Regions from separate parts of the Homo sapiens genome. Here region 1 is linked to region 2. A link is a loop called in an ENCODE intact Hi-C map of the cell type or tissue named here. Cell type or tissue: heart left ventricle. All regions are shown on one strand. Links, peaks and the distances in the headings refer to the core of each region. The heading gives the core; the rest is flanking DNA. Region 1 overlaps ZNF423 (zinc finger protein 423). Region 2 overlaps ZNF423 (zinc finger protein 423).

The links. Peaks named below come from ENCODE experiments on the same cell type or tissue, not always from the same donor. Only the 100,000 strongest peaks of a DNase experiment are listed, where the experiment ranks them.
Region 1: a loop joins it to region 2, with 1.9 times the contacts of the local background. A loop is called at or near these places in 13 of 110 quality-filtered maps.

Annotation. Positions count from the first base shown.
Region 1 is chr16:49,736,097-49,752,269 of GRCh38, reverse strand. All of the region lies in intron 2 of ZNF423 (zinc finger protein 423), which reads left to right. Among named protein-coding and RNA genes, the nearest start is that of ZNF423, 110 kb to the left of the region's middle. RefSeq lists enhancers at 5,481-5,981, 7,271-7,852. In heart left ventricle, for the core only: no CTCF peak of the experiment used is centred there; no DNase peak of the experiment used is centred there; H3K27me3 peaks cover 419 bases.
Region 2 is chr16:49,610,751-49,626,923 of GRCh38, reverse strand. ZNF423 (zinc finger protein 423) reads left to right here. Exons shown (of 8, transcript NM_001379286.1): 5 at 670-754. Among named protein-coding and RNA genes, the nearest start is that of LINC02179, 150 kb to the right of the region's middle. RefSeq lists enhancers at 9,160-9,660, 10,678-11,178, 11,179-11,679. In heart left ventricle, for the core only: no CTCF peak of the experiment used is centred there; a DNase peak (open chromatin) is centred at 6,343; H3K27ac peaks cover 1,125 bases.

The DNA of each region.
Region 1 (16,173 bases), core at 4,021-12,020, 120 kb before region 2:
AATTCCGGTGTGCAGTTCTTGCCTGGGGGCCATGGAAGCCAGGCGAGGCATCAGGCCACCTGTTTGCAATGCCTTCCTGGGCCACGTCACGGGCACAGTGGCCCGCATTCTTTGATTCCTGAGGTAGTGAATATCAGGCAGGGGGAAATGTGGCCACACAATTCTGCTTTCTTCTGCAGGAGCTGGATTTGGGGGTGAGCACTTTGATACGGGCCAGGAGAGCCTGGGGTGGGCACTAGGGGTCCTGAGATGAGCTGCTGCTCTGCATTTGCTCCCTCCTTGCTGTGGGGTTTTGGCCAAGACCTTGCCCTCCCTGGGCTGTGGGGGCCTCTTCACTGTCCTGCCTGGGTGGGAGTTTGAGTTCTGAACCACTGAACCTTAGCCTTGGAAGGAAGAAAAACAGACTGTGGCTCCAGTGCACCTCTGGGGCAGACAACACCAAGCTCCACTCTCTGTCATAGTTGCTGAGTTGGCAAGGCTGATCCCATCATTATTTTGGGGAGCAGAGCCCATGCATGGGTGGTACTGCTTCTTCCTCTCCCGACACTCAGAAGCCCAGCATGGGTTTGAAGATCATTTACTCTTTAATAAATCAGAAGACTAGTTCTGGCTGAGGTCATGATGGGATTTGAACCCAGGTCTGACCTTGCAGCCAGTGCCCAGGCCAAGGCACTTTGCATGGAGCTGGGTACATATTGCTAACTCAGAACTCTCATGTTAGAAATGTTTCCCAATAAGATTTGACCAATTTAGGCTGGGCACGGTGGCTCATGTGGGCTCCCATCTCTGCCTCCCAAAGTGCTAGGATTACAAGGTGGGAGGATTGCTTGTGGCCAGGAGTTGGAGACCAGCTTGGGCAACATAGTAAGACTTCATCTCTACAACAGATTTTTGAAAAAAACTAGCCAGGTGTGGTGGTGCTTGGGAGGCTGAGGTGGGAGGATCACTTGAGCCCAGGAGTTGGAGGCTGCAGTGAGCTGTGATAGCACCACTGCACTCCAGCCTGGGTAGCAGAATGAGACCCTGTCTCATACAACAACAACAAAAATAAAAGATTTGACCAAGCTGAGTTATTTTAAAGTACGGAGGCTGTCAAACAGTCTTGTATGTGACATGAGCACCTGCAGTCTATCTTCAGTCTGGAGTTCCCATGTGTGCCTTGAATGGAGTTGTGTGCACTGGACTCTGGGCCGCTTGAGGGGCTCTCCCAGCACCTTCTGATTTCAGGATTTGATGGCGTGTCCTGGGCCTTCCTCGGGCCTTTCGTCGCCGTCGGGCCTCTGTCTCTCAGCTCTGTGCTGTAGACACACTGGCCTCCGCTTGGTTCTTGGAGTGCACGATGCTCCATGCCTCAGGTTCCTTTGTGCTTGCTGCTCCCCATCACTGTCACCATCACCGTCTGGTTCCCTGCAGCTTGGCTCACGCTGCTTCCTCAGTGAGGCTCTCCCTCCCTCACCACTCTGGCTGGAGCTGGCGTCTTCCAGCCCCTGTCACGTCAATTATTTTATTTCCTTGGATGCGCTGATCACTCACAGCAATGATTTTATTTCTCTATTTATGCATCTTCTGTCTTTTTCCCCACTAGAGGGTAAACTCCCTGAGAGGATCTGTCCACCTCATTCCCGGTTTTGCTCTGGGACAGTCCCTGGCACGTTGCAGGGTCTCCGTGAGTGTTTTGTGAGTGCACAGATGGCCTTAAATGCCCCTGCGCCTCTCTTCTGGAGAGGAGCGTCTGGCTGACCCTGGGGGCTCTGGCCCTCCTCCCTGTGTCTGGCTGACACGTCTTCTGTGACTCAGTGCTGGCAGTTGGCAGAAAGAGAGGAAGGTACCTCCCAGAGGAGTCTGCTTCCCAGAAACACCCAGCCCACTTCCCCCACCTGGGATCCCCCAGGACAGAGGAATGCAGGGACTTCTTGGAAACCCCTGACTTGGCCCCTGGAGGGTGATGACTTGAAGCCCCATATTTAAATGTTAGTGACAAAACCCAGGAAGCCTCACAATTTTGTGCCTAGGAAGGGGTATTGGTGGAGGAGAAAGAGGAGAGGAAGCCGCCAACTGAGAATTCCCAGAGTAGGAATTTCCTAAACTTTTCCCCAGATCACTGGGTGCAAGGAAGCAGCCCCGATGTGACTCACCCCGAGCAGCAGCATGATAGGTGAGCTTGCACTTGCCTGCACAGGTGTGAGTGACAGCCAGAGATGGGCTGTTCGGCAAGGTATGGGCTGACGGCAGCCTTCCCTTCAAGGTCAGCCCCAACTCTCCACCACATGGCCCTTTCCATCTGCACGGATGGACTGGGATGTGGGGAGAGTGGATGGCAGCAATGCTGAAGCAGGTGGCCCCCTGAATTGCACCTCCAGAGACACATGCGTTCGCGGGAGGGAGAATCTCCTTAATGCAAAGACTCCCAGGGTGAACCCATTTGCAAAGCGAGGAAACCTTTTCTAAGATAGAAACCCCACCCCCACCCCTCCCCAATTCACTACTGGGGCCTGTTCACATTTAACTAGGAGTTGTGGACCCGTGTGATTTCCCTCCAGACGAAACTTTAAAGGCAGACTCTCAAAACGATCCCTGGAAGAGATGACCATGGCCCAGGGGCGAGTGGAACAAAGTGTAGAAAGGTTACAAATCAGCGTGTGGCGCAGGATCCCATTCGCACACGGCGATTGCTGCGCGTGTCCGTAAACGCAGGAGAGGATGTGCGGGATCGCGCTCATCAAAGTGGTCACAGCCCCAAGCTCTGGTAGTGAGATTTCAGGTGTTTTTTACTATTTTTCTTTATACTTTTCTGTATGGCTTGTATCTTTGACATCAGTCGCAGTTATCTTTGTAATCAGAAATAACAGTAAAGCATCGTTTTTTTCTGGGAAGGAAAGATACTCAGAAACACAGAAGCAGTTCTGGGGAGAAAGCCGGGTAAGACCACAGGCTGGCCGAATGCACGCCCTGCATCCCTGTCAAGGTCAGGACCTGGGATGCTTGTTGCAGTGTGGGCAGATTCCCCGGCATGGGCGTTTCTTGTGGGGGTGGGCTGGGTCCTTCCTGCACCCACTCCTGCTCCTGGCATAGCCCAGGGCTCCCAGGGGACCTCACTTCTGGGGCTTCTGTCTTTGGTGAGACTTGGTGCTGCTAGATACCCCTGTGGAGTGGTGCCTTGGCTTGAGAGGAGGTTACTCTCCTATGCTGTTTCGCCACCTTCCTCGTCTCTTTATTTAATGCCGTGGAGATGGGACCGTAGCCCCTGGACTCCATAGAAACCGCATTGTCCATGTGGAAAAGCTGCAGCCTGTGGTCACGCTGGTCTTTACCATGCGCTGGACTTCTCTGTTGACCTCTTTCTGCATGAGAGGGGTGCACACAGCGGGGCTCAGAACCTGGTATCCCGGGAAGCACCTCGATGCTCAGAAGAAGCTGGAACCCCTCTTCTACCACCCTCTAGCAGTGACCTTCCCCCTCGGGGCCTCAGTTTCCCTATCTGTAATAGTACCTCTGTCATAGGGCAGGGGGTCACAGGTGGGTACCCATCAAGATACTTTCCCATCCTCCCATCCCTGCACGGAAAAGGGGCTTCGCTGGAAAGATTTCCAGAAACTGTTTTGAACTCTGACCCTGGCCATGTCTTGCCTGTAGTAAGTGATCAGGTGATGTCACCCGGTGTGATTTCTTAGCAACCAGCTACTTTGGTCGGCCAGCTGGCAGATGTTCTCCTACGGAGAGAGTTGGAGTAATTTTTTCCGTTCGATGTGCACTCCTGGAAGGGGGCCAAGACGCGTTTTAGGCAGTACCTGGCTCCTCCTTGAATTAGGCCGTTTTCCATTCTCATCTCCCCGAAGGTGGTTTTCCAGCCTCAGCCATGACTCACAATCTCAGCATACCCACAGGAGGGTCAGAAAATTGGTGAGAAGTGATTTTCTTTTTAAACTCAGAGGTGGAAAATCTGCATTTACTGAAAAATGACTAACTTGGTGTTGTCCAGCAATGGGGCTTGTCCAAGAAGGTCTGCTTTATGGAATGATGTGCATGACTTTAATCACCTCAGTCTACCTTCATTCATCCATTCAACACGGGGTTATTGTGCACCTACTACGTGCCAGGCACTGTTCTAGGTGCTTCGGATTCCACAGTGAACAGATAGAAGTTCCTGCTCTGAGAGAACAATATACTTAGGTCTTATTTGTTTATTTATTTATAGAGACAAGGTCTCACTTATTGCCCAGGCTGGCCTTGGATTCCTGGGCTAAAGTGATCCTCCTGCCTCAGCCTCCCAAGTAGCTGGGACTACAAGTGACAGCCACTGTGCACCTCAGTACCATTTATTCAAGCTCATCCCCTAACCAGGGCTAGGCTCCTCCACACCGGAGGGAGGGAAGGAGCACAGGGCTGGGGCAATAGCCCTGGTTCTGCCACTAACTTGCCTTGTGCCCTGGGGACAATCTCTTGCGTCACAGATTCTGAGAAAGCGCTGGATTGGATTGGCTGTCTTCTTCAGTGCCTTCTCCATCTAAAATTCTGTGCTTCCCTGTGGTTCTCCAATTTATTCACTGTTCTTTTAAAAACTTTTATGATCTAAAAATTTTCAGTGGCTCAGCAATGGTGTTTTTTTTTTTTTTAAATGAAATATCTCAGATAAACAGAAGAGAATAACGACTGTCCAGGATATACCTTTCAGCTTAAGGAATCGTTCACCCAGCTGAGTGCCAGAGTGCCCTACTCTTCCTGCCCCGTTAGGGCTTGGCATTCATCACTTCCCTGTATGCCTTGCTTCTGGAGATATGTGATATTTAATTATAGATGATATCAATTCTTCATTTCCCTGTATGTCTTGTTTCTGGAAATACATATAAATGGTATTTAAATACTACTGATATACATGTTTTAAAACAATATAGATACCATATTTTACCATATAGATAGTTTATCTTTAGCAACTTGCTTTTTTTTTCCCTCTCTCAACATTATGTTTGGAAGATTAATCCGTGTTGATACATGTAGCTGTTTCATTAATTTTAATTGCTGCATGGTGTCCACTCTGTAAATGTACCACAATCTATCTATCGATCTGCTGTTCATGGAGATGTAGATGCTAATTTTTTTTGGCTATTACAAATCATCCTGCAGCAGATACTCTCACGGCGGACTTTCACAAACAGGAGTTTTCTAGGATATAAGCTTCTGTGGGCAGTGACTGAGTCGAAGGGCATGGCTCAAACTCTTTCCCCCGATCTCTGTCTGCCCGCTCTGCTCTCCCCACTTTAAGTACCTTCTTTCCCGGTGGTTCTAGCATATCTCCGGATTGTGTCTTAGTGTCCCCACTTGGGTCATGGGCCGAGCTCGGAGGTCAGGGAAAGGTCAGGATGCTACGGCTAGGGGTGCCACAACTGCTGAGCACTGCTGGGCACCGTGAGGTGCTGCTTCGGGTAGATGGGCTCCAGCTGTTAGGAGGAAGTAGTTCTTTTGCTTCTTGCCCTGAGCTGTCTTAGAAAGCGCCCAGTCTTGGCTGGGCGTGGTGGTTCACGCCTGTAACCGCAGCACTTTGGGAGGTCGAAGTGGGTGGTTCACCTGAGGTCAGGAGTTCCAGACCTGCCTGGCCAGCTAACCCCATTTCTACTAAAAATGCAAAAATTAGCCAGGTGTGGTGGTGGGTGCCTGTAGTCCCAGCAACTCAGGATGCTGAGGCGGGAGAATCTCTTGAACTCAGGAGGCGGAGGTTGCAGTGAGCCGAGATTGTGCCACTGCTCTCCAGCCAGGGTGACAGAGCAAGATTCTGTCTCAAAAAAAGAGAAAGTACCCTGTCTTTTTGGCAATAGCAGTAGGTGAGCAGATGAAAGAAGCCTGGGTTTGTGCTTCACTGTGATTGATAAGGGCAACCCCAGGCTATGACCTTTAGCTTGTCCTCTTTTGAGGTGGGGAAGCTGAGGCTCGATGAGTCCAAGCAGATCTGAGATATCTGTGAGACCCGCTCTCACAGGAAGCTGCTCTGCTCTTTGTCCCACATTTTCTTCCCGCACCCAGTGGCCAGGTGATTCCTTTAACGGTGCAGGAAATTAATCCTGCACTTTTATAGGTGGGGAAACAGAGCCTGGAACAGCAGGGGCCAACATTGCATTCCACTCACAGAATGCCCTCCACACAGAGTTGATGTAGGATGTTGTTACAGGTGGGGAAACTGAGGCTCGGGGAGAGGAAGTGACTGGCCTGAGGTCATGCCAAGAGTTAGGGACAAAGCTCAGATGAAATTACGTACTTCCTCAGATCCCCCTGCACCTGTCCTCATTTTAGGGTATTTCTCTGCCCTGAGTAAGCTGGTGTTGGGGCGCAGATCCCAGTTGGACCTTCTGTGGGGTGAGGGGATAGTTCACTGGGTCCCAGTCCCCTCAGCTCCATCCCCGTGGGCTCCCCATAGAGAGTCCTTTCCTGCCTTTGATGCAAATTCTTGCACTTTCCTGATAATATTCTGGGCTCTTCTTAACACGAGGGGGTCAGCGGCAAGGCATCTCGGCAATTTATAATTCTTGAAAATTCTGTTTGGTGACACGAGTTAGCATTTAATAGACACCCTGCCACCTCCTCTCTCCCTATTGTGACAAGCTCCTGGCAGAATCCTTTTGAGACTAAGGGTAATTGCACCACGCTGCGAACGGGAAGACCACGTCGCGCTCGAGTGCGCCTCAAAAATGTCTTCACAATAGACAGTCAGGTACGAGTTTGCTGGGCTTCAAGGTAATGATTTAAACTTAATTTGACCCTTGATGAGGGAGCCCATGTTTCTGATCAGATGCAGTCTTTAAGTTTGGGCTTGCCTGCCATGCCTTCAATAGTAGCACAAATAATTCCTTCATAACAAGTGCCTTTCAGAGGATGTCTGCTGCTGACAGCTAATATAGAATTATTGCCCCTGAATGCATTTCTGTAATTACTTCCCAGAGATCTGTCTTTGTGTTAGAAGACATTTCGCACTTTAGTAACATAAGTGTTTTGGGAGAGCACGAGCAATAATTATGAGCAGTCTTTCTGTGAAAATAAACCTAAAAAAATTATAAAAGCTAATGGTAAAATTGGTTAGAGCCAGGGAGGAATTTCATCTGAATTTGATTCATGTATATTTATTCTGAGTATAATAACCTTTCCTGCATGGAAACTTTTTTTTTTAAACAAAAGCAATAATGATACAAAGAGCCCGCTTTCTAATTTTTGAGCCAGACCGAAACTGAAAACTGATTAAAAGTGACAAGTTACTCAAGAATGAAGAAAGAAGCCTGATCGTGGAGCTCTGATAGGAGACATTTGCGGTAATGGAAAATGAAATGATTCACAGTGTGATCAATAAAAAATTAGCAGCATTTAATAAAAGGTTTCTGCTTCATGTTGACTAAAGAACATCGCCAGCAGTTTGAAATCCGAGTTAAGTGATGGTTTGAGGAGGAGCCTGGGGGTGGTGAGTGGGGTGTGGGGTGTGCGTGTGCATGTAGATCACACTGATATTGGCCATCAGGCAGAGGCAGCCAGGTCCCTGGGGTGGGTCTGGAAGTTTCCTTGGTGCGGTTCACTTGACCTTTGGCCTGTGGCTAATCCCCCCATGTCTCTGCATCTCTTTGCCTAGGAATGTGAATCCAGGGGTCCTAGGCTGCCAAACAGGCCTTGCTGTCACTGGCTGGGGGGTCTGAGTGCAGTCCCCATCAAAACCCTGACCCCGAGCTGGGTACACCCCAACCCCGAGCTGGGGACACCCTGGCTGGCCACATGTGTGCTGAGCGTGGGGACACCCCGCCTGGCCTCGTGTGTGCTGGGCCTGGGGACACCCCACCTGGCCATGTGTGTGCTCGGCCTGGGGACACTCCACCTGGCCACGTGTGTGCTCAGCCTGGGGACACCCCGCCTGGCCATGTGTGTGCTCGGCCTGGGGACAGCCTGCCTGGCCACATGTGTGCTGAGCATGGGGACACCCTGCCTGGCTGTGTGTGTGCTGAGGCTTCTCGGACCTCTGTGGCAGACGTGTCATGCTGCCCAGGCCATTGGCTTTGTTCTGTGCCTTGCTTCCAGAATCCAGGTTTCTGGAGACATCAGAGAATGTCTTACAGCCCACTTGTGGGGCTCCAAACACCCTCTTGGGGACTGACGGGAAGTCGGCAGAAAGCCGGCAGACCTGAGCAAGTGGATGAGGGTAAGCGGTGGGGAGACCCCTGGGGTCTCCTGGAGGAGCCAGCTGCTTGCATGGATCCTTGGAGGTGGGCTGAGGCTGCCACCCTCCTCCAGTGAGTGGGTGCCTAGATGGGGGTTTACTGGGAGCGGCTCCTTGGAATCTGAGTGTACTCCTCCTGGGGTGGGATAGCACGGGAAAGCCACTCCACGAGTCCTGCTCCCTTTTCTCCAGGCGCCACTTCCGTATTCCCTGGAACGTGGCTGCGCACCAGGCTGTCTCCATGCCTGGCAACTGGTTAATTTTTAAAGGCTTTTTGTGGAGCCTCTGCACTGCGACTGGAGGGAGAGGGGGCTCCCCTGGCCCTCCAGGCCCACCTGGAGGCTCGTTGGTAGGAGGATCATTGGTGGGAAGGGAGCTGCTGGCTTTTGGGTTATAATAGAGGCCCTAGAGCCGGGTCTGGGGAGTCCCTTGAGCCCCCTGTGTCCCGGGGCAGCAGGCAGGACCAGGGGCCTGCTTCGGGCTTCATTCCTGTTGTCCCATCCCTCCCTGGAAATACAGACCTGTGGCTGGATCTTTAAATGTCAGAGTGGGAAGGGCCCTTCCAGACAGCTTCTTCAACACATCCTTATTAATCACCTGCTGTGTACCAGGCCCTATGCTGGGTGCTGAGAGGTGGAGAAGGGGGAAGCAGAGTGAACAAAACTGATGCGGACTTGCCTGCCTGGAGCTTGCATGCCCAGGAGACCTTCGCACATCCAGCAAATAAAATCATGAGGACTGCTATGATAAGTGGAGAAGGAGAGGTGCCCAGCGAGCTCCCAGAGCTCACAGGGGAGGCCTGACCCTGTGGGGGTGCAGATTCACTGAGCTGAGACCTGAACGGTGAGGAGGAGTTGGGCAGGTGAACTTTTACACACTTTCTATTTTGACAGTGAGGCTCTTTCTGCAAAGTGCTGCTGCGGGACCCTGGCGTGGAAGGCGGGCGGCAGCGGGGCTCCCTGGGTGTGGAGGTGTTGTCTTAGAGTTCTGTCCTCAGGCCTGCCCCTGGCACAGTGTTGAGCTGCTAAGGTGCATGGTTTTTAAAATTGCTTCTCTGTGGTCCATGCCTTAATTTACAGATGGGGCAGCTGAGGCCCAGAGAGGGCACACCTTGCCCGGAATGCACAGCGATGATGCCTGGCCCCTGGGCTCTGGGCTCTCCATTCACACCGCCTCTGTTTATCCTTGGCTCTGAGCCAAACTCCATTAGCCTGGCCACTGGTTCTGGTTTTAGGGGTACAGATCCCTCCTCTCCCTGCTTTTCTTCCCCTAACCGGGATCCTTTTTTTGCAGCCACAAGGGGGGTGATTTGCGCCCCAGCATCCTAGCCTTGAGTTCTGCTCCAGGACTGAGAGCAATTAGGAGTGTCAGGCACTAGCACTGGCCACAAATTAGCTGGATTTATCGAGCTCCCCACGCTGCCTGACCATCCTCCCTCCCCTGCCCACCGCCGGCCCTGCTCCCCCATCTCCCCCTTCCCAGAGACAAAACATGACAGCAAGGCGAGGGCAGAATGGTCACTGCCTCAGGAGGTCACGAGGAGGTAACAGTGCACAATTTTCATGGTTCCAGGGTGGCTTTGTCTGACTGTTCTTCATTACTGCACGCGGCGAGATCAGTTTTATTAAGATTGTAAGGCTTGGAGGAGTGACACCATTAACTACTTGCTGGAAAAATAAATTTGATTTTTTCTTGCAGGGGGTGTTTGAGGTTTATTTTTCTCCCCCCTGCTTCCCTCCTCCCCTCTTCCCTCCCTCTCATCTGCCTTCTTTTCTTTCCACTCATTCCTGACCCACTGTAGTTGAGAGCTGAGTGCAAGTGTCTGTGAGGTTGGGGAAGCTGCCATCTCTCTTTACCTTCCGGGGATTTTGTGGCAGCTGAGCCCTGCAGGGAGGGTAGAGTCATTCATTCGTGCATGTATGGAACACCCATAAAAAACAAGGTCCTTGTGACCAAATGTCAGCCTGTCCTGGTCATGGAGCTGTGTATGGTTCTTTCATGTGTTTGCATCTAGAACAGGGGCTGGCACATAGTAGGTGCTCAGTAAATGTTTGTTGACTGATTGAAGATGTGGAGGATTTGTGTCTGACATGGTTCCAACGTTTAGGGAGCTCACTGCTGACCAGCGCCTGGTGGGCAGAGACCTGGAGTGAGGTCACCTGGAAAGTGGTCCCATAGGGAGCATCCACAGCATGAGTACCATCCTCATTTTCTAGGTGAGGAAACTGAGGCTCAGAAGTACAAGCAACCAAGGTCTTGCACAAAAATGGACTTGAACTCAGTTCCTGAATCTCTAAAGAAGAGACACTTTCATCACTGCTTAGCTGACTGCTCAGCTGACTGCTCTTTCTGGTGAGGAATGAGCAGATGACCCTGTGCTCTAGGGGCTCTGAGGGGCTCTTGCTGGACACACTCCATGGCAGAGACCCTCAGTGGGTAGCCCCCAGGCTGGACCAGCCCTCCAAGGCATATTGTTTAGCCCATACTGTGTTTCTTAAAACTTGAAGTCAACATTTAGAAATCATCCAGAAATTTTATAGAGAACGGTGGATTTCCTCCTCCTTCTTCTTCTTTTTTTTTTGAGACAGAGTCTTACTCTGTTGCCCAGGCTGGAGTGCAGTGGTGCAATCTTGGCTTACTGCAATCTCTGCCTCCCAGGTTCAAGTGATTCTCCTGCCTCAGCCCCCCGAGTAGCTGGGATTATAGGCATGCGCCACCATGCCCGGCTAATTTTTTATTTTTTTGGGGCATTTTTAGTAGAGACAGGGTTTCACCATGTTGGCCATGCTGGTCTCCAACTCATGACCTCAAATGATCCACCCGCCTTGGCCCCCCAAAGTGCTGGGATTACAGCTGTGAGCCATGGATTTTCTTCTTTAAAAAAAAAAAAGCAGCAGGTGTGTTTGCAGTGCTGACCATCTAGAGGAGTTGAGACCCCTCCCTGGGTGGGCTTCTGTGTGCTCACTCCACACCCCATTCGCTTGTACACTCATTTCTGTAATTTGTGTGGTGGTGGGGGAATTGGAGTTGAGAGCTTCTCTCCACTCGTTATCCGAGTGACTGAGGGGGCTGTCTCAGCCATCGGAGCCTCAGTTTTGCCGTCTGTAAAATAGGTCTGGTGGTAACGTCTCCCTGACAGGGGCTGGGGGTCACGAGGCGAAAGATACAAAGGAATTGGAAGTTCTGGCCTGAAGGAGGCGATTGCCATCACACTGCTAGTCCTTTAGGTTCTAGACTTGCTGACAACTGAAGATACGTTCTCTGGAAGTTTCTAGTCATTTCTGTGGGCCTCTGCAGAGGGTTGTCCTGTATCAGTCCCTCATGGCCAGACGGAGCAGCCCAGCAAGGCTTGTGTGATGTAGCCGAGGTCAGGTTCAATGTCTCTGACGGACCTTGGCTTGAAATTCCATCCACAGAGCCACAGGCACCGATAGGGACACCGGGGTCTCCCCAGACAGCCATCAGGAAGTTGCTTCCTTATTTAAGAAGCCGAACTTGGACAGCAAATTATGTGTTAAAATATTTGCCTAGAGCTCTGCTGCCAAGGGGACCCTTTAGGCTGAGTGTTAAATGTTACCCCGCTGCCTGCACTGCAAATATTTTAAACCTGAAGATAAATAATGGCTGCCTTTTGGAATTTGGGGCCAGCAATGGATGCACAAGCCGAGTGCGGAATTGGGGTTGGTGGGCTCTTTGCCCAGCCCTGGCCACACCCCTCCCGGGGCCTGCTTGAGAGAGTGTTCATGGAGGAGAGGGTTCTTCTCTGTGAGCAGGACCCAAACGAACACTGAATAGAGGCTAAGCCAGGGCTTTGACCTGGTGCTCAGATTCAGAAAAGGCATCTTGCCCTCGGGAACATGTTTTTAGGAAACGTGCAGGCTGTTAGGGTGGAGGATATTTTTTTTAATGAAAAAGAAATGTCGGCGGGGTACAGTGGCTCACTTCTGTAATCCCAGCACTTTGGGAGGCTGAGGTGGGATTACTTGAGGCTGGGAGTTTGAGACCAGCCTAGGCAACATAACAAAACCCCATCTCTACAAAAATTTTAAAAATTACCTGGGTCTAGCCGAGTGCGTTGGCAGGCGCCTGTAATCCCAGCTACTCGGGAGGCTGAGGCAAGAGAATCACTTGAACCCGGGAGGCAGAGGTTGCAGTGAGCCGAGATTGTGCCACTACACTCCAGCCTGGGTGACACAGCAAGACTCTGTCTTGGGGGAAAAAAAATTACCTGGGTCTGATGGTGCATCTGTAATCCTGACTGCTCGGGAAGCTGATGTGGGAGGATTGCTTGAGCCCAGGAGTTCAAGGCTGCAGTGAGCTGAGATCGCATCACTGCACTCCACCCTCGGTGACAGACCAAGATCCTGTCTCCAAAAAAAAAAAAAAAAAAACCAAACAAAAACAAAAAAACAAACGTGTTGCTCCAGGGTAAAGACTTTGGAAATGGTAGGTATCTTCCTGGACCGTTTTTCCCTCAGCCACCTACAGAGGGCGGGCACAAGAACAGTGGGCTTGTGGGTTGTAAGCTGATCACACCCCTTCACGGAGGAGGTGGCTCGCACCTTACTCAGGATCGCACAGTCTGGGAAGGGGAGGATTCACACTTGGACCCAGGACTTTCCTCTCCTGATGGAGTGGATTTTTTTTCTTTTGGTATGCATGGACATTTTCGTGCCTTGCAAGAGGGCCTGTGCCATGACATTCCTTGTCCTCCTGCATCCTCAGGAGCATGTGAGGCCTCCTGCCAGACCCCTCCGGGTTTGACGCCTCCAGCTTTTGTCTGCACTGCGATGCTGCACATGTTGGTTTGAATCATAACCCAGCAGCAAGACAGTGCTTACCAGCTACCATTGTCTCAAGCTGTACTATGAGCCAAGCATCTGGCTTTGTATATATCACCTTATTAAAATTATGTGACTTAATTAAATGAGTCCCAGAGAGGGCAAGTGACTTGTTCATGGTCCCCCAGCTGCTAAATGGTGGAGTGTGGATTTGAACCCAGACAGGCTGGCTTCAGAGCCTGTGATTCTTTTCTGTTTTTTCTCTGTCATCCCCGACAGTCCCTGGAACATGCATCCAGCCATCTGCTGCTTGTATGTGTCATTACTTAATGACTGTCTTTATTTCAACAACTTGGTTCCATCAGCTCCACTGCACTCCTCTACCCCAGTGTCCCGATGGCTCCTGTACAGTTGGGTTCTCTGGTAACCCCTGGATATGCCTAGAATGTGGCGCCTGGTGGTTCTGCTTTCTGCAGGGGTGGGTGGTATGGTCTCCCATCCAAATCTGATTGGGAGAAGAAGTGAGAGGTGGGGAAGCCTTTCCAGGGCTTGCTGGCCTTGCTGGTCCTGCTGACCCCGCTGCCCTCTCACTCTCACCTGGCAGTGTTCCTGGCTCTCTCACTTTCTCCGCTCCACTGGTCTCCCTTCTCCCCTGCACCCTTTCTCCTCCCGTCCATCCCTGCTCTGGCCTCCCCTATCCCCTCGAAACCCCACAAGGCTCCTATATCCCCTGATGTGGAGCTGAGCTGTGTGCCTGTCTCATAGTGGCCATGCATTCAGGTGAGCCCCGCCTCCCCACTGTGAGGTTGGAGAGGATGGCGTTCATGAGATTCAGGCTTCTTTTGGGCCTATGAGGAATCAGAGGCTCAGGTAGGGGACTTGCCTTGGTCAAGGTCACTCATGGTTGGGGGCTGAGGTGTACTGGAGCTAAGACCGGAATCTGGGTCCCCGACCAGCCCCAGCCCTGGATGCCGGCCCCTTACTACTTAGCGTATCCTCTTGGGCATTCATTTATTCATCTAATCACTCATTTGCCCACCCCATATTTATTAAGCATCTTTTCTGTGCCAGCCTTTGTGTGGGCTTTGAGGCCGCCAAGATGAATGGGGTTGGGGAGCACCCCGTATGTTGCAGCAAATGTGCATGTGTTATGCCTGGCACACCGTAGGCACTTAATAAGTATTTGTGGAAAGAATGAAGGAAAGAATGGGTGAGTGCGTGTGATTGTTGACCCTGGTTTGTCGCATGTCTCTCAAGCTCTGTCCTAGGTCTCTCTGTCTCGGGTGCATGGAGGCAGCTCCTGGCCCCCTGCCTCCATCTTGTGGATACTCAGCCATGTGGCCCCAGAGGTGGGACCTCTGATGGTGGCTGGGAGGTTTTCAGTGTGCCCAGGGCTCTCTGCTGACTAGCTGACTCCCGGGACACGAGAGCAAGGAAGAGGCATCCTTCTGGGTGAGTTTCCTTCTGATTCGTGTGCTGGCCAGGGGCCGACATTGGCTGACCCTTTTCTAGCTGGCCCTTGGGAGGGTGAGGCCCTGGTGGCCCTGGCTCATGACCTTGCGAAGCCCTGCTGGGAAGGTAGGAAATGTGCTGTTCTCAGACCTGGCAGCCTGTGGGCAGTCTGGTCCCCTGGGGCCTCTCCCCGTTCCCCTTTTCCTGGCAGTGGACCCAGCCAGCTGTCCCCTGCCCCGTGATTTTGCAGGCATTCCCTTTCTGCCTTTCCGTATAGTGGTTAAGAGTCAGGATCAGCTGGGTGCGGTGGCTCACACCTGTATTCCCAGCACTTCGGGAGGCCGAGGCGGGTGGATCAGAAGTTTGAGACCAGCCTGGCCAACATGGCAAAACCCTGTCTCTGCTAAAAATATGAAAATTAGCCAGGCATGATGGTGCTTGCCTGTAATCCCAGCTACTCAGGAGGCTGAGGCAGGAGAATCACTTGAACCTGGAAGACAGAGGTTGCCGTGAGCTGAGATTGCACCATTGCACTCCAGCCTGGGTGACAGAGTGAAACTCTGTCTTGGAAAAAAAAAAAAGAGTCAGGATCTAGAGTCAGAAGACCTGGATACAAATTCCTCTCTGCCCTTCCTGGCACGTGCTTTGAATGGGCTCCTGAGCCTTGTTTTTTTTTTTTCCTCATTGACAAAGTGGGTGAGTCCATTGCACCTACCTGCAGAATGGGGATATCCATTGTACCTACCACATAGAGTTTCTGTCCTCATCGAAATGGGGCAGTGTGAGTGTAAAATGGTACCAGGAGATGCTCACACCATACTCAGCTCCCCTCAGGGTGTAGGGGAGGCTGTGCCACCTCCCTCTGTCCCTGGCAAGGCCCTCTGTCCCTGGCAAGGCCTCTGCTGCTCCTTCCCTCTAGAGGGCATGGGGCCATCTGTCTTGCTGCACAGCGTTTCTGCAGGGTCCGCTGTCTGCTCTCAACGTCATCATCTTGAATGCAAGCCCTTTCTTAAGGGCAGTAGCTCAGTGAGGTGGGAAAATTCACTACTTTTACTTTATTTTTTGAGACTCTTGCTCTGTTATCCAGGCTGGAGTGCAGTGGTGCGAACACGGCTCACTGCAGCCTCCAACTCCTGGGCTGAAACGATCCTCCTGCTTCAGCCTCTCAAGTAGCTAGGACCACAGGCGTGCACCACCATGCCTGGCTGATTTTTAAAATTTTTGTAAAGATGGGGTCTCACTGTGTTGCCTGGGCTGGTCTCAAACTCCATAGGTTCTCCTGTCTCATCCTCCTAAAGTGCTAGGATTACAGGCGTAAGCCATTGTGACTGGCCTGAAAATTCAGTGCTTTCCAGCGAAACATGATTGAGGTGAAAGGTTTTGTTATTGCCTCTCTTTGCTCATAGAATGTCCCCCAAGTCCATATCTTGGGTTCAGGGAAGCTGGGTTTGGGTGGGTGTGGTGTAGTGGGGTTTCCTGGTGTGGGTGTACCCTCTTCCTCCTGGCTGCAGGAAGAAGCTGGCAGGACAGGGCAACCTCGTCATATGTGAGGCTGAGCCATTTGAGATTGCCAATATTCAACTTTTTTGACCTAAAAAATGGCACCTTTATATGATTCAATCTAATACTTATCGTCAGACAATAAACTGCACTGTGGCCCCTTCCCCTCCTTCTGCCTCTACCTGTGTGGGGATTCAGAGGCCTGCTTTTTTGAAACCAATCAATTAATTCACTCATCCATTCATTCAACATTTATTG
Region 2 (16,173 bases), core at 3,319-11,318:
TGTAGATGAATGGATGGGTAGATGGAGGATGGGTGGGTATTATGTAGATGGATGGATGGGTAGATGGAGGATGGATGGATGGGTCTATTGGTGGGTGTATATGTAGATGGATGGATGGGTATATGGATGGATGGGTAGATGGAGGATGGATGGATGGGTCTATTGGTGGGTGTGTATGTAGGTGGATGGATGGGTATATGGATGGATGGGTAGATGGAGGATGGATGGTAGATGGATAGATGAATGAGTGGATGGATGGGTGTGTATGTAAATGGATGAATGGGTAGATGGGTGATTGTGTATGTAGATGGGTGGATGGGTAGATGGAGGATGGATGGGTGGATGTTTGGATGGATGGGGGCATGGGTAGATGGATTTGCCCTTCTAAGCAAGGAGGCCTCCCCTCAGCTCCCTTAAAGCTTCACCTTGAGATGGCAGTTTTCCCAGATCTAGCAGAGAAGCAGCTCCCTTGGAATGTAGCTTCATGCCCCTTCCTCAGTCTGGTAGAGCTGGATTTAGAGGAAGGTGGGAAGAGAATGGCCTGGGGAGACCTAGGAGGGGACTGGAACCATTCTGGAAAGTCTTGACCCAGGCCCCCTAGGAACTTTTGCTTTCTCCTTTTTCCTACCTCCTGCCTCTCTAAATCTTTTATTTTTGGTTTCCAAACAGAAAAAGACATACCAGTGCATCAAGTGCCAGATGACCTTCGAGAACGAGAGAGAGATCCAAATCCACGTTGCCAACCACATGATTGGTAAGAGAGCATTTCCTCCCAGCCATGCTGGAGCTACTCTTTGGGGTTTTAAATTTGCGGTTCCAATCATCATTTTACTGGCTTTTAGGCCAAAGGACAGAGTCACTGCTGCTGTTTCTGAGACATTGCACATGGGAGTGAAAATGTCAGAATGGGGGCCCTTTCTCCATCTGAGCCTTCTTGTCGCAGCTCCACTCACATTATAATCAAACTTTTGACAATCTCTTCCATTTTCCAGCATAAATTTCCCTCCGTTTCTGAAACAAAGTGCTTTCCAATTGTCAAGCACTCAGGAGCAATTATGCTTCAATTTTGTGTGTCATGACATTGAATAGATTTAACTGCTCACATTTCCCTACTCAACATGGTGAATTCCTCAGGCACATTGTCAAAACAGAACGCTTACAAAGTTATTTCAGTACTTTTCCCATTCCTCTTCAAGTGGTTTTGGACTTTGGAAAATTCAGCCTCTCTAGAAGGGCAGCTTGCAAAGTTCTATGGAGTTCACACACTTGGCACAAGAGACCTGGGAAGCTGTGAAGTCCCCTCTACCTTGGATGGGTGGATGTGGTCTCCTTGGCAGCTAGGGGTGCCCTCATTGTAGGAGAGGGCACAGCTGGATGTTCTGATGTTCTGATAGGCATGGAGGTTCTAAGGGAAGGGGCTGGCCTGGGATGGGCTGGGGCCTGGGAGAGCTTCAAGAAGCCTGGTACCCTGGGTCTTTGTTGGACATGTGATCACTTTCTCCAAGACTCTAGTCTGAGCAGTGAAGTTGCAGCCATGGGTTGAACTTCATCTTTTTGTTAATTTTTTATTTTAGACAGAGCCTCACTCTGTCACCCAGGCTGGAGTGCAGTGGTGCAATCTTTGCTCACTGCAACCTCTGCCACCCGGGTTCAAGCGATTTTCCTGCCTCAGCCTCCCAAGTAGCTGGGATTACAGGCACCTGCCACTGCGCCTGGCTAATTTTTCACCATCTTGGTCAGGCTGGTCTTGAACTCCTGACCTCGTGATCCACCCGCCTTGGCCTCCCAAAGTGCTGGGATTATAGGCGTGAGCCACCACGCCTGGCCTGAACTACTTCTTTACTTCATCTCTGTTTTTCTTCTTCTAGCATCTTTTCATTGTTGTCTTAACAGCTATGCCATCGGAGTACTGGTTTACAAAACCCTTTACTGCGTACATTTAGAAAACTTCTCATAAGTGAGAAGCTTAATGAATTTTCATGAACTAAACACACTTGTGTAACCCACACACAGATCAAGAAACAGACTATTTCCAGCATTTCAGAAGCTTCCCTCTTGGGCTCCTTCAGGCCCTCCCTTACCACCAACAGGTCATCACGATGCTGATGTCTAATAATATAGGTTGGTTTTGCCTGATTTCTAGTTTATGGAAATGGAATCACAGTTTCTACTCGTTTGCACCTGACATCTTTCACTTTTCACATTATTGCCTCTAGTTAGAGATCATGCCTCTCATTGGTGTATAATAATCTGTCACAGGAGCATGCCAACCACTCTTTATCTGTTTGATTCTTGATGGGCCCATTCTGAAATAGTGCTGGCATATTCATGGACATGTCTTCTTTTGTTTTGGTTTGGTTTGGTTTTTTTTGAGACAGAGTCTCACTCTGTCACCCAGGCTGGAGTGCAGTGGCACGATCTCTGCCCACTGCAACCTCCGCCTCGCAGGTTCAAGTGATTCTCCTGCCTCAGCCTCCCAGGCAGCTGGTACTACAGGCATGCAGCATCTCCCCTGGCTAATTTTTTTGTACTTTTAGTAGAGACAGGGTTTCACTATGTTGGCCAGGCTGGTCTCAAACTCCTGACCTCAAGTGATCTGCCCATCTCAGCCTCCCGAATTTCTGGGATTACAGGCATGAGTCACCATACCTGGCCCCATGTACATATCTACTGATGAACATATGTATGTGATTTTATTGTGATTATAGGAATATATAGATATTATATTTTGCGTTTATATATAATACATTATATACTGTTATATACTATATTCTTTATATGTGTAAATATGTATATAAAATGGGAATATAGGATTTGGATGGACTTGCTGAGTCACAGGTTAAATGATGTTCACCTTTAGTAAATGCTGACAAATACATTTCTGAAGTGGTTGTATGGACTTAACGCCCCCACCAGTGGTGTATGAGAGTTGGAGTTTGCTCCAAATTTGTACAGCCATCAAGGTTTTGTTTAAGGTTTGCATTGCAAAGGCCCTTCTTTAGTGAAGGTGCTCTCAGGGCAGGTATGGGTCCCCTGGTCCCTACCTAGCCACAGCATTGGCCAGTCCCCCTGACCCCCAACCTATCTGACAGCCTCTACCCCCAGTGCCTTGGAGCCAGTCTCCTGCAGCCACTGACTCCCAATCGTGTGTGTGGTGGGGCTCACCTGGCGGAGAGTGGGGAGGAGGGGCCCAGGAAGAGCAGGTGGGGGCTGTGGGAGCTTGGCCTGACAGGGAGATTGGTGGCTTCTTAATTTCTCCGTCTGAAAGCCCCCTGCTGAAGGATAAGAAGGGGCACTCCCCTGTCAGTCACTGGCTGCTGAGAGTCCTTTCACGGAGTGTCAGGGAGGTGAAGATGAAGATATCTAAAAATGTTTGCTTTTGTAGCAGATGTTAATGCGCGTTCCTGTTTGTAAGCATGAAGGGCGCAAGCCTGGCTAATTGGACTGCAGTGATTTCTGAGGTGTTTCTGCCCCCTCCCTCCTCTCTTCTACCTTGCCTTTAGTGCAGAGCCTGGAAGCTATGTGTCCTCAAGTGCAAGGCAAGGGGGTTGCTCTTAACTAGAGTTGTGGGAAACACAAAAGGAGGGTGTGAGGGGCATTTGGGCCTGTGTATGAGCTGTGGGCCGGGCTTCTGAGGGAAGGCGCCTTGGCTGGGGGGCTGGACAGGTCCCCTTGCCCATTCCTGCCCTGCAGCGCTGTCAGCTGACCTGGAGCCCAGGAACGTGGGAGTTGGAGGCCTGGAGAGCAGGCAGCAGGGAGTGGTTGGTTGGTCCCCGAGTGCAGATTCCAGTTCACTGCGGCATGGAACCCCGGGTGAGCCAGACCTCCGGTGGCTGGGCAGTCCCTCTCGCTCTAACCTGCACTCCCTACCTGCCTGCCCTCCCCGAGCCTCATCAACCCAGTCTACCAGAGGACCTTGACTGAGCACCTATGGCATGTTGAGAGTTGCAGCGGTCTCTGTGGGTGACGGGAGTACAGGGGACATGGTCTCTGCTTCAGAGATCATCCCATAGAAGACACTGCACATAGCATGCAGCAAAGAGGTCACATTGAATAAGGATGCTAACAGCTGCTACTGACTCAGCCTTTCTATGTGCCAGGCACTTTACATGGGCACTAGTTCCCCATCTGACAGATGAGGAACCCGGGGCTTAGAGAGGTTACGTGAGTTACCCAAGTCCTTCCAGCCTGAGTAATGGAGGCAGAGTCTGAACCACAGCTAGGGTCCCTCCATTGTGTTTGGAGCCCCTGCCAGGGCCTGTGGTGGGAGAGACCTCAGGGTTCCCTCTCCAGGGGAAGGCTGATGGGCATGCAGGTAACTGCAGTGCAGTGATGTGGGTGCTCCCAGAACAGGGCCCCCTGGGCATTGAAGGATGAAGAGGGGGGACGTTGCCTTCGGAGAGATGGCTGAACATCAGGAGGAGGCTCTGGAACAATGGGTTTCTGCCAGGCTGCGAGGGTGATGAGCCACTGCCTATAGCAGGATGGGGGGTGAGCAGAGCAGGTGAGTCTGGGGGGCTGTAGGTGCTTGGCTTGGCCAAGACTGAGGCATTGTGGGGAGTGAGAATGGGGAGGGGGTTGGGGTGAGCCATGGAGCACCTCCGATACCAAGTGGAGGGGTTAGGGTTTGTCCTTCACCCCGTAGGCCAGGGTCCAACTTTGGGGGCCCCTTGGCTATGGTTTACTAGGCTTCTCTTGAAAAACCACAAGAGGTGGCAGCAAGGGCTTCACATTCCCGCAATCATCATTCCCACCTGGCGTGACTTAGCAGCAGCAGCAGTTTCCTGTATGTAGGCAAGGCATGCATTCCCAGGCATCATGGTCTTGCTCAGTTAAGTCTCCAGCCTGGTCCCTGTGGGTACCTGAGTTTAAACCTTGGACTTAAGCGCTAGGGAGCCATTGAAGGTTTCAGAGCAGGGTATATCCTGGCCTGAGCCTTAGGAAGAAGAATCTGGCTGCGGTGTTGAGAAGGAACCAGTTGGGAAGAGAACGAAGACCCACCTGGTGTGGTCCTGGGGTGAGTGAACAGGGCAGGGGGAGAAGAGGAGTTGATGGAACTTAGATGTGGCTTGTGCTGTGATTCTGGCTGGCCCTGGTGGCTTGGGAAGGCTGCTGGGGAAATGGTGAGAGGCAGACACTGCAGGCCTGGTTTGGGGCTGGCTCTGCAATCCCAGTAAATCTTTTGGGGCCCAGTGTCCCAGTGGATGGCTTCTCCTGCTAAATGGTCTGAGCCCAGAGTGGCTGCCCTGCCGCTGACGGGGGTAAAAGTCCCCCTTAGTGGCACCAGGGGGACTTGGTGGGTAGAAGTGGCCCTGTTCAGCTCTGCAGCCTTCTCATAAACTCAGGGCACTTGGGGGTCTGAGGCAGGCCTCCCCTGGGACCCGGACTGCTGGAGAGCTCCCCTGCGGGGCGGTAAACCGGCCTTTTTATAGCGGGGGCCTCTGCATGGCTCTGCAGCCCGGAGACCCTGGGAGTTATGATGACTCAGGGACATGTCTCCTTGGAAACATTTTCCCAGCACCCCTCTCCTGGCTGCTGCTTGGAGGGGAGTGATTTGGATCTGATAGAAAGGCGAGGGTCTTTGGAAACCTTTCAATAGCAGGGTCTCCTTTGAAATCCCCCCTCCGCATGGAGAATGAGGCCCCTTCCCTGGGACTCCCCCAGCTTTTGAAATGGCTTTGACACTTCCTCCCCCAGAAGGCACATGAAAAACTTGGAGCAGCCCAGAGCTCTGTGCTGTGGCCTCCTGCCGGGTTGACCCAGCTCTGCCCAGTCGCCCTTTCCCCACCTCCCCTTCACCCCCTCCGAGGACTCTGGGAGGATGACTCCCACCTCTGCCGCCCCAGGAAATTGCTCTGCAGGAGGCCCCTGCCTTGGGCTCCCCGGGGGGGCTGCTGAAGGAGAGAGAGGGAGGCTTATGGGGGGCTTGGCCCAGAGGAAGCTGGTCCCCCACGGCTGGGAAGGGAGGAGCAGTGGGTCTGCCCACATGTGTTGAACATATATGTATAATGTATGTACACTGCCCTCCTGGGGCACATGGCACCTCACCCTGGGGGGCAGGGCCTGAGTCTGGAGACCCCCAGGAAGCCGATTTGCTGGAGAGGCCTTACTTTTAGTTTGTTTTGGGTGGGGATGGCTGGATAAGGGGTCTGAGAACTTGTCCTTGAGATAACAAACTTGCCATGACCCAGGTTGGCCCCAAGGGAGTGACTCAGCCTCTGGGCCCCTGGACGTCCTCACGCAGGGCCTCACGGGCCCCTTGGGGGAGCCCCGGGGAGGGTCAGGGCTGGGAAGGGATGGTCCTCAGGGAATCTTGTCAGGAACGCTTGCCCTTGCTGTCCTTGGAAAGTGGCTGTGGACTCTCTGGCGGGCAGCCAGGCCAGAGCCAGGCCTGTCCCGGTGGGGCATTAGTCATTCCGGAGGCCTGCTTTTCATGCTCACGCCGGCCCTTTCCCTGGGTGCCTTCAAGGGCTGGGCTCTGCTGTCAGGGGCAAATACATGGGGGAGGAAGTGGGTGTTTGGAAAATCAACCCCTCCTGCCTCCTGCCCAGGCTCTTAAAGTGTCCCCAGTGCCAGCTTCTGTCCTTGTGTGTCCTCTTGTCCCCAGCCCTCCCCTGTCACTGTGGCAGGACTGGCCCTGGCCAACCTGGAGGGAGGCATGTGTTTTGTGTCTGTGTGTGTATGTGTCTGTGTGTGTATGTGTATGTGTGTGTCTGTGTGTGTATGTGTATGTGTGTGTATGTGTGTGTTGTGTGTGTGTGGTGTGTGTGTGTGTGTGTGTGTGTGTGTGTAGAAGAGAGAGAGGGAAAGAGGGAGACAGACAGAGAGAGGGTTTTTCTACCTTACAAGTCTTTATGAAGCACATCCCTGGAGATACTTTCAAACCACCTTGCAGAGCCAGGGCCCACTGTTCAAGCTGCCATTTGGACCCTGGCCCCGTGCTGAAGGCCCAGCCTGCAGCATTTTGGAGGGGAAGGAGTCTCTGGTCCAAGGAGGACAGTCTGGAGTGGAAGTCAGTGTCTCGCCCCAGCTCCAGGGAGATACAAAAAACCCAAATAGAACCACAGAGGAAAATCTCATGAACATGAAAAGAAAAAGGGGTTCCTGTCTCCTTTCTGCCAGGATCACGTGTTGCTGAACCGGGCTGTGTCAGGCTCTTCAATGGTGCTTTTGATTCAGGTAACACCAGACCCAAAACATCTGTCTAACCTTAATATGTGATAAAAATGTCTCCCTCTCCCTCCAGAGATCATGTTTCAGGTTCTGGAACTGTTCTGTCAGAATAACAAGCCTGTACAGCAAGACTATAATCCAATTCTTTTTTATTCTTTTTTTTTTCGTTGCCAAACCCCCAAACTAGGGCATAGTCACTTCCCCCTCAACAGTCTTCCTGGCTGAGAGAACCAGCCCAAAGGACTTGGTTTCCCTGACTTTGAATCCCGTTGGTTCATTCGAGGAAGCTGTTTAGGTCTATGGAGAATCCATCAGTTCTGAATTTTAAAATAGTGGAAAATTTCTCATTTTCTTGAGTTCCTTTTGTATGCGTATGTGTTTGTTTGTTTGTTTTGGGGGAAGGCCTCTGTCATTGAGGTTTCTTCTAGTAGTAACCTCATACCTTCATGTTCAGTAAACACTATTAAAATCCTCGGTGGGCTCTGTGAGGGGCCGCTAACCCAGCTCAGGAGATGATAACCTGCAAGGTCAATGTAACGTCACAAGTCTAAGATAAGGGAGCTCAGAGGACAGGCATGTTGCCCAATCTGGGTATTCCAGGAAAACTTCCTGGAAGAGGTTACACCTAATCAGGGTCTCAGAGTATAAGAAGTAAGGTGGGAGGGGAATTCCAGGCAAAGAAACTAGTACAAGCCAATTATAGAGAAAAGAGGTCCATGTAGTATGTAGGGACACTGTACACAATTCAGTACTGCAACAGAACAAACTTTGAGGCAGGAGGTGGGTGGATCACAGCAAAGGGGATGAGGTAGAGTAGGTGAGAGAAGGTGAGGATGTTGGATAGGAGGATATGGGCTGGAGAAACATTTAAGAGACATAACCAGCAGGATTTGCTTATTGAGTGGACATGGGAGGGGGAGAAGTTAGGAAGACTCAAAGGTCTCAGGTGACCAGGTTTTGGGTGACAGGTGGCAGATGATACCATGCCAGAGGAAGAGCTCTTAGGGACTGGCAGAGAAGACAATGATGCTAGCAGTGGTTCATGTAGCAGTCCATTCTCACACTGTTGTAAGGATCTACCCAAGACTGGGTGATTTATAAAAGAAAAAGGTTTAATTGACTCACAGTTCTGCAGGGCTGGGGAGGCCTCAGGAAACTTACAATCATAGTGGAAGGGGAAGCAAGCACGTCTTACATGGCGGCAGGAGAGAGAGAGAAGAAAGCAAAGGGGGAAGAGCACCTTATGAAACCATCAGATCTTGTGAGAACTCATTCATGAGAACAGCATTGGGGAAACCACCTCCATGATCCAATCACCTTCCTCTCTCGACACGTGGGGATTACAGGTCTCTCCCTCCACACATGGGGATTACAATTCGAGATGAAATTTGGGTGGGGACACAGAGCTAAACCGTATCAGTCAGTACCATCTAATGAAGCTTACTCAGCACCAGGCCCTTCTTTCCATATCTGCAGGTGTTATCACACTTCACCCTCACAACACCCTGTGAGACGTGCTGTCATTACTTCCTTTTATCCATGGGGAGTTGAGGTGTCATGTCCAATGTTGCTAGTTTCAGGGTAGGGACCTGAACTCAGCCAGTGTGACTCGGGGCCTGCGCCCTTAACCCCTGCACCTGAAGGCTCATCACGTTTGGTGGGCTTGAGTGTTTGTGATAATGTGGCCTTGCACAAGATACCCATGGAGATCTGAGGGCCAGCAGGGCCCTGTCTGGGGAAGAGGATCCAGCGGCATCAGCATAGATGGTGAGAACATCTGGGAGGAGCCTGGAGAGTGAGGAGTGTAGGGTGGTTGGTGCTGAAGGAGCAGTGTTTCCAGGAATATCAATTGGGTGCAGTGTGAAAAGTGCACTGGGAGGGAGGCTGAAGAGGGTCTGTGTGGCTCAGCAACAAGTGGCCATTGTGTCCTGGGTGTGAGCAGGGTCAGTGGCATCAGATGGAAGGGGTCAGGAGGAGATGGGGGTGGGCAGCAGTGTCAGTGGACTTTCCGGGTTCCAGGCTGGGAGAGGAGGGAGAGAAGTGGGAGCTGGAAGGCTCCAAAGGTAACAGGAAGTATTTGCATTTTTAAGAGAGAGAGACCAAAGTGTGTTTCTAGGTTCGGGAGAGAGATCCAGCAGGGAGGGGAAGAGGAAGGATGGAAGTGAGGGAGATGCTGATGGAGCTGGTCCTGGAGGGGCTGGCACTGGAGCCCTGGCATCATCTTGCTTGAGCCGGCTCATAAGCATGTTCTTCTCTTCTTGCTGTCATGTCACATGGGCTTGGTGGCCTGGATTGTTGAACTGACTTTGTTGAGCATCCTTTGATGTCATTTGGCTGCTTGGCAGCAGCTGATGCATGGGCAATTTCCCTCATACCTGCTTCTGGCTGAGCCTTACTGGAATAACAGCAGACAACAAGGGTCCTGTGGCCAGTGGCCCCAGAGCTTGGTCCCCTCTGTCCTGAGCACCCAGTGGGCTTCAGAGCCTCAGACCTGGCCTTGGATCCTTGGGGCCCAGCGGGGAGAAAGTGGAAGGCCTCTTCCACTGGCCTCAGGAGCGTCCTGAAGCTGCCCATGAGCCAATCGTTATGGCCAGGGAGGTGGAGCTGGTTATCTGGTCAGGCTGGTGACCCCTGCCCTTCCTGGGTGTCTGCCCCCCAGCAGTGGAAGTAGGAAGGGTATTATTGAAAAGAAAGAGGGCTTTTATTTCCACAAGAAGGGGCAGCACAAACAGTGCAACTCACCACACCTACTGGTTGGCACTGTTTGGAGGATTAAATAAATTAAAATGTATGAAAAGGTCCCAGCACACTGCCTGGCACATGTTAAGTTCTGAATAAATTCTATCTATCAATATTGTATTAGTGTTATTAGATGATGATGATGATAGAGTCCCAGTTTAGAGAGGAAAAACCGGCCATGCTAAGCCTATATACCAGATGTCAGTGCTTATCAGCTCAGAGGATGCTCCTGAGGGCTTTCTGCAAGAAGAATGGCCCCCTCTCTCTGCCTTGTCAAGACTCCAAGGGGCTGGGCCTGGAGGACAGACCCAGAAGGAGTAGCTCCAATCAAGCCGATTTTTCATTTATTCCTTCATTCATTCAGTTTTCTTTTTTTAATTTTTAATTTTTATGGGTACATAATAGGTGTATATATTTATGGAGTACATGAGATCTTTCGATACAGGCATGCAATATATAATAATCACATCAGGGAAAATGGGGTATCTATCACCTGAAGCATTTATTCTTTCTTTGTGCTACAAACAATCCAATTATACTCTTTTAGTTATTTTAAAATGTACAATAAATGATTGTTGACTGTAGTCACCCTGTTGTGCTATCAAATACTAGATCTTACTGATTCTGTCGAACTATATTTTTGTACCCACTAACCATCCCCACTTCCCCTCCCTCCCTGCTACCCTTCCTAGCATCTGCTGACCATCACTCTGCACTCTATCTCCATGAGTTCAGTTGTTTTAAATTTTAGCTCCTACAAATGAGTGAGAACATGGGACATTTGTCTTTCTGTGCCTGACTTATTCCACTTAACATAATGTCCCCCAGTTCCAAGTTATTTTTCTTTCTTGAATACCTACTGTGTGCCAGGCAGTAAGCATGAATATTGCAGCAAGCAGAACAGTCTTTGCCATTTTGTCCCAGAGCATAGTGTCTGGTGGGAGCAGACAGGTGTTCACTAAGAGAACAAGTAAGAGCTCCTGATTGTGTCCAATAGTGATGGGTACCACACAGAAGAGAAGGGCGGGTCCTGGGTGTGTGTGGGAGCAAGGTGAAAATGAAACGTATGCAGCGGCCTCCCTGGAACTGACTTGCAGGCTGATAGCAAAGTCTCATCAAAGCATTTTTTGTTTTGGTCAAGCACGTGGCTGCCCACCGACCTGAACACTTGAACCCACTGCTCAGCACGTCCTTTCCCTGTAGGGAGGCGAGACCATTTGGGTGGAGCCAGGTCATGGCGACAGAGGCCCAGGGGTTGGCCTGGGCTTAACTGGGTGATGCTCCTGGTGCCTAGAGGAGCCCCTTGGTCAGGCTGCCAGGCCCCCTGTTACCGAGACTCCAGCATCTGCTCTTTAGACCTCTGGTTTCTGCCTGATTGCCCCACACAGGGTTGTTTCACCAGCAGCTGGGGGACTTCAGGCCTCCCAGCTTGTGACTGCCCTCTGCCCCCACCATGGGACTGCCTAGCCTGCGTGCCTTTCTGGTCCTCTGGCATCCCTTTGCTCATTCTCTTTTACTTCTCCCTGTTTCCACCCTGCCTTTTTCAGCCCACTGTCCCTGGGGGCTCCAGAACCCTCCTGTCCCATCCTTCCCCTCTAGGTGTCCAGATTTACCCACTAAAAATACAGGCTAAGTAAGTTTGAATTACAAATAAACAGCCAATACATTTTTAGTCGAAGTATGTCTCCATTCATTTGCATGGGACATACTCTACTAAAACATTATTTCTTGTCCGAAATTTGCATTTGCCTGCCGTCCTGTATTTTACCTGGCAACCCTGCACCCTCTCCACGCCTCAAGCCAGTTAGCCTGGGAAGAATGCTGGTGCTCATTACCCCCCTGCCCCGTGTGTGTGTGTGTGTGTGTGTGTGTGTGTGTGTGAGATGGAGTTTCTTTCTTGTTGCCCAGGCTGGAGTGCAATGGCACGATCTCGCCTCACTGCAACCTCTGCCTCCCAGGTTCAAGTGATTCTCCTGCCTCAGCCTCCTGAGTAACTGAGATTACAGGCAAGCGTCACCACACCTGGCCAGTTTTTGTTTTATTAGTAGAGATGGGGTTTCACCATGTTGGCCAGGCTGGCCTTGAACTCCTGACCTCAGGTGATACACCCGCCAGAGCCTCCCAAAGTGCTGGGATTACTGTTGTGAGCCACTGCTCCCTATCCATTCCCCCTTCTTTTAAAGCCCCTCCTGGGCTTTTATTTGTCCTTTAAACATTTTTAGCTTAAAGACAATAAAGTTCTTATTTTGAGATAATTGTATATTCACATGCAGATTCACATAGAGGTCCTCTGTACACTTTACCCAGTTTCTCCCAACAGTAACATCTTGCAAAACTAGAGTACAATATCACATCCAGGATATTGACATTGATACAGTCAAGCTACAAAACATTTCCATTGCCACAAGAATCCCTCCCGTTGCCCTTTTATAGCCATAGACACTTCCCTCCTACCCATAATCCTTGGAAACCACTACTCTCTTCTCTGTTTCTATAATTTTATCATTTCAAGACTGTTATATAAATGGAATTATATTTAAGTTTTCGTTATTTTGGGGGTAAATTCCCAAGAGTGCAATTGCTAGGTCTGTAGTACTTGCATGTTTGACTTTTTAAGAAATTGCCAGACTGTTTTCCACAGTGGCTGTGCCATTTTACATTCCTACCAGCAATGTAGGAAAGATCACATTTCTCTACGTTCTCACCAGCATTTGTTCTGTCACTATTTGTTTAGTTTAGCCAATCTGATAGTTGCATTGTGATATCTCATTGTGCTTTTAATTTGCATTTCCTTAATGGCTAATGATGTTGAACATCTTTTCATGGGCTTATTTGCCAGCCATTCCTCTTTGATGAAATGTTCCTTCATAAATTTTGCCCATTGTCTAATTGGATCATTTGCTTTTTTACCATTTAGTTTTGAGAGTTCTTTATGTATTCTAAGTACTAGTCCTTTGTTAGGTATGTGGTCAGCAAATATTTTTCCCAGTCTGGAGCTTGTCATTTTATCTTAAGAGGAGCTTTTGCAGAATAAAAGTTTTTAATTTTGTTTAATTAGATTTGTCAATTTTTCCTTTATGGATTATACCTTTGGTGCAAAGATTTTCTCCTATTTTTTTTTTCCTGAAAGTTTTATAGTTTTATTTTAGGCCATGGTCCATTTTGAGTTAGTTTTTATATACAATATAAGACTTAGGTTGAAGTTTTTTGTTTTTGTTTTTATTTTTGCCTATGAATGTCCAGTTGATCCTGTATCATTTGATGAAAAGGCTATCATTCTTCTATTGAATTGCTTTGTTTGTTTTTAGAGACAAGATCTAGCTCTGTCGACCAGGCTGGAGTGTTTGTAGCATGATCATAGCTCACTGAAGCCTTGAACTCTTGGGCTCAAGCAATCCTCCTGCCTCAGCACCAACTTCCCCCCTAACAAAATAGCTAGGACTACAGGCATAGGCCACCACATCTGGCTAATTTTTAAATTTTTGTGGAGAAGGATCTCACTATGTTGCCCATCTGGTGTTGAACTCCTGGCTTCAAGCAATCTTCTTGCTTCAGCTTTCCAAAGCACTGGGATTACAGGCATGAGCCACATTGTCCAGCCTCTCCATTGAATTGTTTTTGCACCTTTGTTAAATATCAGTTGAGCATATTTCTGTGGGTCTGTTTCTGGGTTCCACTGATGTATGTGCCTATCCCTCTGCCAAATACAATATAGTCTTGATTACTATAGCTATAGAATAAGTTTTGGAATTGAATAAACTGATTCCTTCTTTATTGATTGTCTTTTTCAAAATTGTTGCTATCTAGCTCTTTTTGCCTTTCCATATATATCTTAGAATAATCTTGTCTGTATCTACCAAAATTCTTGCTGTAATTTTGACTGGAATCATGTTAAATGTGTATATTGATTTGGGGAGAAATGACATCTTTACTGTCTTGAGTCTTCTAATCCATTAACATGGTATGTTTCTCCATTTATTTAGACCTGTGATTTCTTTCATCTTTTTTTTTTTTTTTAAAGTTTTCAACATCCTAATTTGGTACAGGTTTTGTTAGATGTATCTAATTATTTTAATTTTTTGAGCAATTATAAATGGTATTGCATTTTTAATTTCAGTGTTCATGTGTTTATTGCTAGTATATAGAAATACAGTTGGTTTTTGAATGTTCATTTTTGTATTGCTTGACTTTGCTCAACTTAGTTGTAGGAATTTTTCTGTAGATTCTATGGGATTTTCAGCATAGACAATCATGCCATCTGTAAATTGGGACAGTTTTATTTATTTCTTAACTATCTGTATGCCTTTTATTTCCTTTTCTTGCCTTATTGCCCTGGCTAGACCTACTGGCACTATGCTGAGTAACAGTAGTGTGAGAGTGGGTATGTTTGCCTTATTTCTGATCTTAAGGGAGACAACATTCAGTCTTCTACGATTAAGTAAAATAACAGCTATAGGTTTTCTTTGTAGATACTCCTTATCAAGTTGAGGAATTCTCCTTCTATCTAAGCATTTTTTGTTTGTTTGTTTGTTTGTTTTTTACCATGAATGGGTGTTGGATTTTGTCAAATGCCTGAAGTTTTTGTCTTTTTTTTTTTTTTTTACTGTACCTATTGTGAGACCATGCACTTTTTCTTAAGTATGTTAATATGGTGGATTATATTGACCAGTTTTCAAATATTGAGTAAGCCTTGCATCCTTGATATATATATATCTCATTTGGTCATGGTGTATACTTCTTTTTATATATTGCTAACTGCTATTTGCTAATACTTCGTCAGGGATTTTTGTATCTGTGTTTATGAGGGATATTGGTCTGAAGTTTTATTCTTGTCCTGTCTTTGACCGGGTTTTAATATAGGGCAATATTAATTTACTGAAATAAACTGGGAAGTGCCCTTTCCTCTTCTGTTTTCCAAAAGAAGTTATGTAGAATTGGTGTTGATTCTTCTTTAAACATTTGTTAGATTTATCCAGTAAAACACCTGGGTCTGGGGATTTCTTTACAGGGAGTTTTAAATTATGAATTCCATTTCCTTAATAGAATAGGACTATTCAAAATATCTATTTCTTATTATGTGTATTCTGGTAGTTTGTATTTTTTGAGAAATCAGATCATTTCATCTAATTTATCAAATTTATGTATGTAGAGTTTTTCATAGTATTATTCCCTTATTATTCTTTTGATGTCTGTAGTGTCTGTAGTGATATCCTCAGTTTCATTCTTGATATTGGTAATCTGTGTCTTCTCTCTTTTTTTGTTAGTTTTCTTAAAAGAATTGTCAATTTTATCAATCTTTTAAAACACCACCTGTTTGTTTAATTGATTTTCAATTTTGTTTTACTGTTTTCTGTTTCAGGGTTTCTGATCTTTTCCTTATTATTTTCTGCATTCTGCTTGTTCTATGTTTATCTTCATCTTTTTCTAGGTCTTTGAGGTGGAAGCTTAATTAATGATTTGAGACTTTTTCTCTTTATTAAGCATTTATTGCTATACATTTCCCTCTTAGCCTTTACTTAGCTGTGTCCCACGAATTTTGACATGTTGTAGTTTATTTTTTTGTTCAGTTCAGTGTATTAAAAAATTCCCATGAGCTTCCTCTTTGATCCATGATTATTTAGAGGTACGTCGTATAGTTTCTATTGTTTGGAGGCTTTCCTGCCTTTCTGCTATTAATTTCTAGTTTGGTTCCATTGTGATAGGAAAAAACACTATGTATGATTTCAGTTATTTTAAATATGTTGACATTTGTTTTATGACCCATGATATGGTCTGTCTTGGTATTTGTTCTCTACGCATTTGAAAAAATGTGCATTCTGTTATTGTTGGGTGGAGTGTTGTATAAATGTCTATTAGATCCTGTTGGTCAATGATTTTGAGTTCTTCTGTATCTTTTCTGATTTTCTGCGTAGTTGTCCTATCAGTCATTGAGAGAAAGGTTCTGAAGTTTCCTACTATAATTGTGGATATGTCTATTTCTTCTGTCAGCTCTATTAGCTTTTGCTTAGCATATTTTGCAGCTCTGTTGTTTGGTGCATACATATTTAAGATTTTCTTGGTAGATTGACCCCTTTATCATTGTTTAATGTTCTTTTCTTTCTTGCTAATTTTTTGTTCTGAAGCCTTCATTATATAATATTAATATAGCCTTTTTGCTTTCTTTCAATGAATGTTTGCAAGATATATCCTTTTACATTCTTTTACTTTCAACCTGCCAGTATTGTTATATTTTAAGTGAGTTTTTTGTAGACAGCACATAGG